2 separate regions of the Homo sapiens genome follow, and region 1 is linked to region 2. Evidence: chromatin contacts called from ENCODE Hi-C data. All regions are on one chromosome and are shown on one strand. Each heading gives the region's core, a stretch centred on a gene start or an enhancer-like site at or near the end of the contact. The rest is flanking DNA. Distances are from core to core; before and after follow the strand shown. Region 1 overlaps DOCK9 (dedicator of cytokinesis 9). Region 2 overlaps MBNL2 (muscleblind like splicing regulator 2).

Evidence for each region. Hi-C counts contacts between places; a loop is a spot of excess contacts on that map. Pooled maps may share reads with other maps.
Region 1: a map of breast epithelium shows a loop between it and region 2 (35-fold over the local background). The contact joins two enhancer-like sites. A Hi-C loop is called at or near these places in 1 of 168 maps with a recorded cell type or tissue (breast epithelium), 1 of 37 single-sample maps with no recorded cell type and 3 of 50 pooled maps.

What each region holds. Positions count from the first base shown.
Region 1 is chr13:98,852,330-98,857,661 of GRCh38, forward strand. It overlaps DOCK9 (dedicator of cytokinesis 9), which reads right to left. Exons shown (of 53, transcript NM_001366683.2): 34 at 3,569-3,702; 35 at 1,079-1,193. Among named protein-coding and RNA genes, the nearest start is that of DOCK9-AS1, 23 kb to the left of the region's middle. RefSeq lists an enhancer at 1,480-1,789. Within about 2 kb of position 1,629, at least 4 of the 41 ENCODE cell types and tissues checked have a DNase peak (open chromatin) inside an H3K27ac peak, as active enhancers do.
Region 2 is chr13:97,357,914-97,363,391 of GRCh38, forward strand. All of the region lies in intron 7 of MBNL2 (muscleblind like splicing regulator 2), which reads left to right. It also overlaps the pseudogene RNA5SP37. Among named protein-coding and RNA genes, the nearest start is that of RAP2A, 74 kb to the right of the region's middle. RefSeq lists a silencer at 1,807-1,876. Within about 2 kb of position 1,603, at least 6 of the 41 ENCODE cell types and tissues checked have a DNase peak (open chromatin) inside an H3K27ac peak, as active enhancers do.

The sequences.
Region 1 (5,332 bases), core at 379-2,878, 1.5 Mb after region 2:
AGTAACAAATCAACAGAAGAACGAATTACCCAGTCTTTATTTTAAGGGCAAGAGGGATTTTCCTACCATCTGAGCTAAAAAGTCAGGCTGTACCTTGGCTGGGGTTGGGGAAAAAAAAAAGCCAGGCTGTTAATGCTGCTGAAATGGAAGCTTGATCTAAAAGAAATACTATTTTCAAGCAGAAATACCTTCCACTGGATGTTTAGTACACACCTCCCGCCCCCAGATATAAGCAGCACAAGAGGCCTTCAGGTTCTCAAAAAATGGCACTTTGTTTTTAGGAGAGTTCATCCTAATTCAATCACCTTAATGAAGTTCACAGCACACCTTTTAATTCGTTGTAGGAAAAATAAGATTTTTGCCCAGGATAAGAACTGCGACATTGTTTACTGGGATTGTTTATATTACATAGCCAGATACACAGATGAGCTAACAGAGTTGAAACTGTCCTGTCACACACATTTGCAAGCCTTATACGGTCCAGATAGAGCATTCATAGTTCTGCTCATTCTTATTTTAAAATGTGGTTGTCAAACCCTTAAACAGAAACATAATCTACTATGATACTACCATTTCCATTAGAAAACTAAAATAACATATCTCCCACTTTGAGCCAGGAATATACACACTCTAAATGGAAGGAATGCTTAGGTCCCCCCACAACATATATTCTAATTCCAGAGACTAACACAGTTATTTAAGTTGACAGTAAGTTTGTCTGGACGAATAAAAATTTTTTTTAAAGCCAAAAGCTATTTTATTTATGTGCTTCTATCTCCTTTAGTTAAGATGGCAGGTCCCAGTTTAATATAAATTTAAGAAATAGGCCCATTCACATTTTGGAACTCATTTTCTAGAATAAAATAATTAAGGAAATGATTTTCCCACAATAAGGTTCTTATTTCTAAGAACCTTAGTCAATGAATTGCATTTTAACAATTACATTTAGTCAATGAATATGCATTTTAAACAAGAAAATCCTTTGAAATCTTTGTATCATTTCAACTTATTACAAGTTAAAACCAAACAAACCAAGTGCTGAAACGAGCAAAACAGAAATCTCCATTTTTTAACCTACCATCAGACATGCTCTTTAAGATGTAGAGGAAACACATCAGTAGGCTCTTAATCTCAGACTGGTCAAGTTTATCACAGCGAACCACGGAATTTCCCAATGTGCTACTTTGTTGGTGCTAAAAAGAAAATACAGGTGATTTTTCTATTTAATTACGGGAGGAAAACGTGTTTCCCTTTTCTCCCTTGGAAGAGAAAGACTCTTAGAATCAAGTCAGATCATACACATTGGAAGGTGCAAGTAACTTGCTGACAATTAAACCACAGGCACCCTTTCGCCCAAATATAACACACTCAGATGCTGCCCATGGAAGCCCTAGCTTGTCTCCTCAGCACGCTCTCCTGAGGGACAAGCAGAAGGCACAGACCTTTCTCACTGGATAAACACAGCTTTAGCTATGCCAAGTAAAACCTTCTGAGATGCCAAGTATATTGAAACCTCATGCAAGAAAGTATGTGTGCTAGGATCAAGAACAGAAACCATGACTCAGAAGACACTGCACAACCAACCACCTCCTGAGGACAACAGCCGTGGCTGAAACAGCAAGTGCCTGTGGTGCTGCTGTGACCAAAGCACCCCAGAACCTGGAGCCCAGGCGCCATCACCCAGGGTGCATTATGGGGCGTGCTGTGGGCACTGCTCAGGGAACACAATAGGCAGGTGCCCAACCGGGACAAACAGGGACACGTCAGCACAGCATGGCCAGAGGTCCTAAACTGATGAGGTCACTCCCTCATCAGCTTAGCTCAACACTGCAAACGTCAGAAAGCTTGGGGCAAACAAGAGGGCAATTTTGCCACTAGGCAGCAGGTTCTTGTGGAAAAAAAGCAGAACAAGAATCTCATCATGTGATTGCAAACACAGGAGATTTAAAAACTCTCCCAGTTGAATTTCCAATTGAAATAAAAAAAATTTTTTTACCAAATATCAAAGCAAAAACAATAGTGGAAAAAAGATGTTTTATTCAAGGTGCTGGTGGCCAATTGAAAAAAAAATTATGCGTGTGTGTGTGTGTGTATATATATACATATATATATCAGGCTTAATAAAATATGTGAATATTTTCATTTACAAAAAAATACAGGGGAAATTAGTGGCAAAACTGGTATGGATGCACCCTCTGGCCTGCCCACTTGATCAGAGCCACTGGAGAACTTAGTACTTCCGGCAGTGGGAGGGAAGGTGTTGCATTCAATGTCTCCTCTGGCAAAGGTGGAATCATTAGAAGGGAAAAATCCACAGTGACCCGGTTTTTCCTGGCTGACTGGCAGCTCTCCTCCTCCTCTTCAGCACTGCGTATGACACAAGCAGAGTGCCTTCGGAGCAGCTTCTCCCTCTATACATGAAGGCATGTTGGGGTCAAGGGAAAAGTTCAATACGTCATGACACACCCAAACTGAGCTGCTCGCACCTCAACAGAACTGCATTTAATGGTAACCATGTCAATGCCAGCCATGGGATGCGTGACAAGATTATAAACCTGATGCTGAGGAAGGATGTCTTCCGGGTGTTTTTGGAGAACTAGGGATAAATCCCTAAATGGCTCAGCTGTTTATTGGGATGGGCACTTGCCTGTAACTTGAAGTAACTTAGAAAATCTGTGCCCAAAGTGATACCAATCTACCATGGCTCCAGGTTTAAACCCACACTTTATCCTTTCCTACAAAGTTCCAAATGGTCTGAGCACTTAGTAGTTTCAAGAAAAAAGGCTAAGTATGAGGAGGAAGTGTTGTGTTGTGGGTGCGTGCTGTGTGAATAAAGTGATTTCTTACCCCTGAATCACCTATATGATCAATTATTCTCTGGAGCTGGCTTCAGACCTAACACCCTTGTGGGTGGAGAGCTGTGTTGATGATGGTGTCTCTGGTATAAAGACTACAGGGAATTGGCCAGGTGTAGTGGCTCACGCCTGTAATCCCAGCACTTTGGGAGGCCGAGGCGGGCGGATGACGAGGTCAGGAGTTTGAGCCCAGCCTGGCCAATATGGTGAAACCCCATCTCTACTAAAAATACAAAAATTAGCCGGGCGTGGTGGCTTGTGCCTGTGGTCCCAGCTGCTGGGGAGGCTGAGGCAGAGGAGTCGTTTGAACCCAGGAGGCGGAGGTTGCAGTGAATTGAGATCGTGCCGCTGTACTCCAGCCTGGGCGACAGAGCGAGACTCTGTCTCAAAAAATAAATAAATAAATAAAAAGACTACAGGAAATTGAGATGGGCAGCATTTTGAGTCCCTCCCCGTTCAACCCACCAGAGCCATTCACTCAAGACGCTCCACTGCAAACCCTGCCCAGGATCTGAGGTACTGGAAACAGGAATCAGAGCACTTCAAGGAATGGGCCCCAACCTTAAAGCTCTCATCACCTACTCCAGGTCAGCCGGGTGGTTTAGAAAAAAACAAAAGGTCACACTTAAAAGGCACTAGAACATGAAGTACGTTTACTTTGGGCTAAATCCATTGATTATAAGAAACATTTGTGTTGGGTGAAAAGCAATTACCTTATCCAGGGAATTGCTCTTCTCACTATTCCTTTCTGGAAGGCTGTTACCCGAATCTGTGCTTATGAGAGATCCTCTCGAATCAGCATTTCTCACACTGTTGATGTTTGGAGTTGAGGTTGTATATGGAGAAGCTAAATGGAAATCAAGCCAACAATAAAGTTTTATTAAGACAGAACAAAATAAAGATGAGTACTGAACTTTAAGGGAAATTGCTTTTATTGCACTTATTTTTTCTGTTAGGAAGTTGGCTCAAGAGTTGCATTCCATTACTTCACCTTTAAAGAACCAGGTCATATACAATGAGATAAAAAGAAACTAGTCTGAAACATTCAGATGTAAACATCAATTCACTTGTTAGAAACCACCTTTGATCGCTAAAGACTAAATGCATACCTGTTTCAGAATGTGATAGAATGAAGACTTAAAAAAATTAAAAGATAAATCCACCTACAACTATCAAATCACAAAATTAAACCACACAACAAACTTGTAGCATTCAAACTGGTAATAAACACTGAGGAGCCTACCCAACTCTGAGGGGTGTCATGGGGTATTTTAAATTTTCGAGGAGAACACAGTGATATGTGACCTCAGCCAGAAGCTGCTGTTTCAGCAGCAGGTTGTGCTATGCTCCTTTTGAAGACATATTTGTGAAGCTGGGTATTTGGGGGCCTGCTATGATAAAAGGCAAGTAATCAATGAGGGACAGGAAATGCGAATGGTGCTGGCCAATCTGACCCAAAGGCTGAGAAGCTGTCAGTGTCCAACAGGTACACACCACCCATTTGTAGTGAGTTGTGGTTATTAAAAATAAAATTAATTGTTTCCTTTAAATTTATGTGTATTATTTCTTTTAAGTGCCTACTAAATTGTTAGGATGTAAGTACTTATTAAGTTATTTGGTCCTAAGTACCTAATAAAGAGAACTGCTGGGTGTGTCTTTCAGCCTAGGGATGCCACGAAATAAAGTGACACTAAGGGTGCTGTGAACGGGGAATATCTGGGAATCTGCTATAAACAACTATGAGCAGAAAGGAAATCTAATGTGGAAATAAAATTTGTGATGTCCATGAAAAAAACAGTATTTGAAGGCAGAAATCACTCCCTATCTTGGTACTATGGAATTTTTTAAGGTAATAGATTGACTTCCTGCTTAGATAAGATTTAAATAAATCACATAATTTAAAACGACTCTTTGGACTTGTACATTCCGTGCTGAACCAAAAGGCGTGCCTCCAGCGGAAAGGCCTGGCTGGTTTGGCAGATGGCATCAGGAGATTTGGACTCTGTGTCTGGCAGCTGTGAGCACACATTCTCCCAGACGCAAGCTGAAGATGCCATTACTTGGCACTTCACAACAGGCTGGTTGTTTTCAGATCTCAGTAGGCAAATGAGCTGCCATGGACTGGGATACTTCTAAGTTAAAAAATAAATAAACAACAAAATAAATATAGCCAGCCTCTAGGTTACACCAAAAGTATATTTGAAAGTGACTCCTCTGCCTCAGCCTCCCAAGTAGCTGTGATTACAGGCGACTGCCACCAACCCTGGCTAATTTTTTTGTATTTCTAGTAGAGACGGGTTTTCACCATGTTGGCCAGGCTGGTGTCGAACTCCTGACCTCAGGTGATCTGCCCACCTCGGCCTCCCAAAGTGCTGGGATTACAGGCATGAGCCACCGTGCCTGGTCAGTCTTTAACTCTTTAACCTTAGAAGGAAGACCTGTGACATCAAGGTCATAAATCCTTCCCTCTGTTGAAC
Region 2 (5,478 bases), core at 353-2,852:
GTAAAATTGTTTATGTAAATAAGACCTTTTATGTGTGACAATTGAAATTTGTCCTTAACTCTGAATGACCTAAAAATAGCAATTCCAGTAAATACTAACCATTTTTTTCTATTTCTATTCAGAGCACTAAAACAATGAGGCTATTCAAATTAAAGCAATTCTCTACTCATATTTTTATATTCATTCTATCTCTTTCTCCATCCTTCTCAACTTTCACCAAGTTCACAAGTATATAGAGCTCTTATCCTCAGTGTCTAAGCCAATGCCTGATACTATTACGTACGATGTGCATTAACTATGATTCCACTAAAAGATCCATTGTAATAGTCATAGAATCTTAGAGTTTAAAGGACTCTTAGTGATCTCCTCATCCAGCTGATTGTTTTACAGATGAGAAAACTGAGGCCCCCTAAATGAGAAGTGACTTTCCAAGGTGCCACAACTAATGAGAAAAAGAACTGAGTTTCCCTGTGACCAAACCCATTTACATCACATTCTACCACCTGGGCCCGCCTATATATACACATTCCACAGAGTTCTCCTGAAAAAAGAAAAAAGCAGATAAAAGTGAATTTTTAAATAACTGACCCCAAAAAGTCAGATAAAAGTAAAAAAACAAAAGTATAAATCATGTCATCCCTCCCCCATTTGCACCGACATCTCTAACCACAGACACACACACGCACACCATACGCAAAGATAGTCACCATAATTGACCATGTTTTTCACCTTTTAGTCAATGTTAGAAGCAAGGGGTAACTTAAGTCCTGGTGGGAAGACCATCCATTGAGTTCTTTGAAAGTCAACATTTTTCAGCCCACGATAGTGAAATGAAAGTAAATATAAATGAATAACAATTCTAACAAAAAGAGTTTTTTGATTCAAATCCATTAGTTTGAACTTTTCGAGCTTATTATCCATTTCCTTAAATCCCATAGCTTATCAGAGTTAACATCAGAGGGAGGTAAAATATTTCTGTGATATTCTTTGTATAAAATCTACACTTTGAAATGGATTAGTAACCTGTGAACAATACATATTTTAGTTAACATATAAATTATGTGAGCAAAGTGGTTTTCAGTGTTTTTTTCTTATTTTAGTTTTGAACCTGTCTTAAACTCACAGACTTGTAGAAGAAATCTCTAATTCAGTATTTATTAGGAGTTCACTTTTGCCCTATTACAGCCTTAATTAGTGACATCCCAGTGCTGTTACAGCATAGCAGTGTCTTAATATGTAATCTAATTGAAATAACACATTTGTAAAATAATTACTAGAAGGTAAACTTACGTTAATGTCCTGTGTGGTTTCTACAAAGTGTGTCATTGTAGACCTCTTGGCCACTAGATATTTTAAGATAAAAAAAAAAAAATTAAGGAAGAATATACTGAGGGGAAAAACGTAAAAGGAGAAGCCTGTTTCTGAAGAATGGATGTTACTGCCATTACCATGTCCTGGGAATACCTATGAAGCTCTGGTGCTAAGCCTGCCAAAAGAATCTGAAGCCCTCCAGCACATGTTTAACTCTCAAACCCAACAATGACTGATTTGTTAAATCACTGAAAGAATCATCACTTTAAAATGTTTCACCTTTTAAACATTTTAAAGCAAGGATAAACATTTCCAAAGCAAGGATAAACAACATCCCTTACGCAACGACCTGATTTTTGTTGATGAAATGTATCTCATGAAGGACCCATACGGCTACATTGGCTGCTGTGGTTGTGTACTTCCGCCCTCTGGTGGATTCTTTAAGAACAGCTTAAGTGTGTCTGGCAACCCTCAATACAGTGGGCTTTGGAAGCCAAAAAGTGGGTCCTAGCGCACCAATACAGTGACTAGAAGGGTTTCCATTTCTTACATGACATGAATATCAGAGTGAACAAGCATGTGGATCTAGTGTTCTGAAATGGTATTTCAACTGCTAAGAATTTTCACATTTCTCTTAAATGAGGAAAGAGAAAATAATTTTATTAAAAGGAAATTAAAATAATCTTTCTCCCGCTTAAACCCATACCAGGAATTTTATTGTTCATTTTAGCTTAAGTTTTTGCTTCTGATTTTCTTTCTTATAAACCCATTTTCAACTTTATTTCTAAAATGATAATGGTAATAATCAATCATTGTTCATCATTGTTGGTTTGAAACCTCTGCAAATCAAGTGAAGATGTTCAAAAATAATTATTATAACTTGGTACATAGAGGACCCATTACTTTTAAATGAACAGATTTTGATTTTTCTATAAATGTTTTACGTAAACATAAATATGAAACAAAAATAGCATTTTTGTTTTAACCATTCATAGTTAAAGCTTTTGATATGATACTAAAATTCTCCCATTGACACAATGTGAATTTGGATTTTAGGAATTCTGCCTCCAGGTTGCAAAGATATTAATATAAAATTTTATGCAAAATATGAGAGTCTTCTCCCAAACTATGCTAAGATAATTATTGCCCTGCTTGATGGCCTAGCACATTTGCCATGGGTGGGAGTTTTCTTTTTTTTTCTTTTTTCATTGGGATTATTTTAACCAAGTAGTTAGACTTTTTCTTTTCTATGTTAGGAAAGTGGCAAAACCACACACACTTACAAAAATAGCAGCATAATAATTCTTGGCATTTCTCTGACAGGTTTATTCTAAGTTACTGTAAGTGTTCTTATAGACATTATCTCATTATTCTTCAAGATGTTGCAGTTCTGTTAGTGGCAGGCACGGTTATTTGCATTTTGCAGATGGAAAAACTGAGGCTGTGTCTACACCGCAAAGTGGAACTACCCAGATAATTCTGGCTCACAGATACGACAGCTGAAATATTTGTGCAACTGAAGCAGAAAACATTTGAGAAGTCTTTGTTCATAGAATTGGTGCCTAGTGAAGTGCTTCAGCTGATCAGAACAAAGGCAACCCACAGAAGCCTTCCTTGATTTATTTCATTATACTGGAAGTACAGAATAAGTAGAACAGGGGACAGTGCCCAGATACAGCCTAATTATGAGAAACGTGTAAATGTTACATCAGATTATCACATGACTTGGTGAAAGATTGATCAGTGTTTAGTGGCATCTGTATCTGCATAAGCACAACAAAATTTATTCCATTCAATTCATTAAAACATACCTTGAACCCGTGGTATGTTCTGGGTTCCAGAGCCAGTAATGAGAATACAAAAGAGTTCATAAAGAGGTGAAAACCAAATATTATACAGAGGATGAAGGAGTACCTGAGGGTCTGGGCAAAGCTATTCGAGAGTGAAGGAGAGGAGACAATGAATTCTGCCTTCAGCATGTGCACCAGGTGGTGGTTACGAAGGATATGGAGAAACAAGACTTTCTGAAGTAGGAGAAATTTGCCTAGGAGTTTGAAGAGAAGCAAGATTTTATCAGTGGGGGAAAAGCATCCCAGTTGGGACATGGGAAGAGTGTACTTGAAGAATAGAAAATTGTCCATTGTAGCTATAACATGAAGTACATACAGGGTATATGCAGAGAGTAGAGGATGGGAGTGTTGTACAAAGGCAGAGATGGGGCTTGCTAAGAAGATCAGGACCAGAATCTGGCATTAAGGGAGCCACACATGCATAAGTTATGCATTTCCAATATCACATCACTATTAGGCCACTTAGAGAGAGAGGCTCATGGAATTAATTTGGTTAAGGATTTCAGCCACATCCAGGACTGAAGCCAAAGTAACATGACTGATCCTAGCCCAGTGTGGCTACAGGAGCTGTGGATTATTTGCAATCCCAATGATATTCACATGCATGGCACAGCAAAGCTCTCCAAGACACCCCCCTCCACACTGGAATGAAAGAAAAATAAGAGCGGATTTTTATAGGCGTAATTTTTTTTTTTTTTTTTTTTTTTTTTTTTGAGACAGAGTCTCGCTCTGTCACCCAGGCTGGAGTGCAGTGGCATGATCTTGGCTCACTGCAACCTCCGCCTCCCGGGTTCAAGAGGTTCTCTTGCCTCAGCCTTCCAAGTAGCTGGGGTTACAAGCGTCTGCCATCACACCTGGCTAATTTTTTTTGTATTTTTCGTAGAGACAGGATTTTACCATCTTGGCCAGACTGGTCTTGATCTCCTTGACCTTGTGATCCACCCACCTCAGCCTCCCAAAGTGCTGGGATTACAGGCGTGAGCCACTGTGCCCAGCCATTTTTTTATGAGTACAAGTTGAGTGCCCCTTGATCCAAAATGCTTGGGACCAGAAATATTTCAGATTTTGGATTTTTTTTTCAGATTTTGGAATATTTGGATTACATTAACAGTTGAGCATCCCATATTTGAAAATCTGAAATCTGAAATGCTCCAAGAAGGATTTTCTTTGAGGGGTATGTCAGCACTCAAAAAGTTTTGGATTTTAGAGCATTTTGGATTTGGATTTTCAGACCTGGAATGCTCAACCTGTACTATGAATGAAAAAGTAGAGTTCAGTGAGATTAAAAATAGAAACTGACTTGATGGCATGGGGAGGTAGGTAAAATAACAATTGAGCATTTTCTAAAGAAGTGACATATACCCTGAGATCTGGAAGATGAAAAGAGTGGGGTGAAGATTATTCTAGGCCAAGGGGACAGCTTGTGGGAAGTTCAAAAATAGGGCAAATGTGTAATGTGTTCAGTTCAAAGAAAAGAAAAATTAATCTGTCTGGAGCATGGTGCCAGGGAGGTGTAAGATGGCCTGGGGAGGTAGTCAGAGACTAGACCACACGGGACCTTTATCCTAAAAGCAATGAGAAACCACTGAATGGTTTCCAGCAGAGGAGTGGCCAGGCCTGCATTTGGAAAGATCTACTCTGCCAGAAGCTGGAGAATGAACTAAGGAGGGACGAGAATGGAAGCAGGAAGACCACTTAGGATGTTATCACATAGCCAGCCTAGAGATAATAGTGACCAGGACTTCAGATGTGGCAGTAGTGATGGATGAACAGATGAATGCAAGCTGCATGCTAGAAGCAGGATTGCTTTGGCTGATTGGTCAGCTGGACCCAGGAAGTTCACAAGGGGAAGGGGTGTGAGGCATAACTTTCAGTTCGGTCTAGAGTTCTAGTTAGATGGTGATGCCCATCAGGCATCTTCTGAGGTGTAGAAAGTTTCTCCCATCCAAGTACTAACCAGGCCCAACCCTGCTTAGCTTCCGAGATCAGACAAGATCTGGCGCCTTCAGGGTAGTATGGCCATAGACCGAGGTGTAGAAAGTTTCTGTGAGAAAGATCAAAGTTTGTCCCTGTTACATTTGAGACACTTATGAGACATCCAAGCAGAGAGGTGAGGAGGGCAGTTAGAGGAAAGGACCTGGAACTCTGAGAAGAGATCTGCGTGGGATACACAAACATGGAAGCTCCTGGAATCCAAACCCATGAAGTGAATGATACACCACAGGAAATGTAGCGTAGATGAAAAGGACCCAAGACTGAGTCCTGAGGAACTCCAGCATAGAGAGGGTGAGGGAAGGAAGATCGTTCAGCAAAGTAG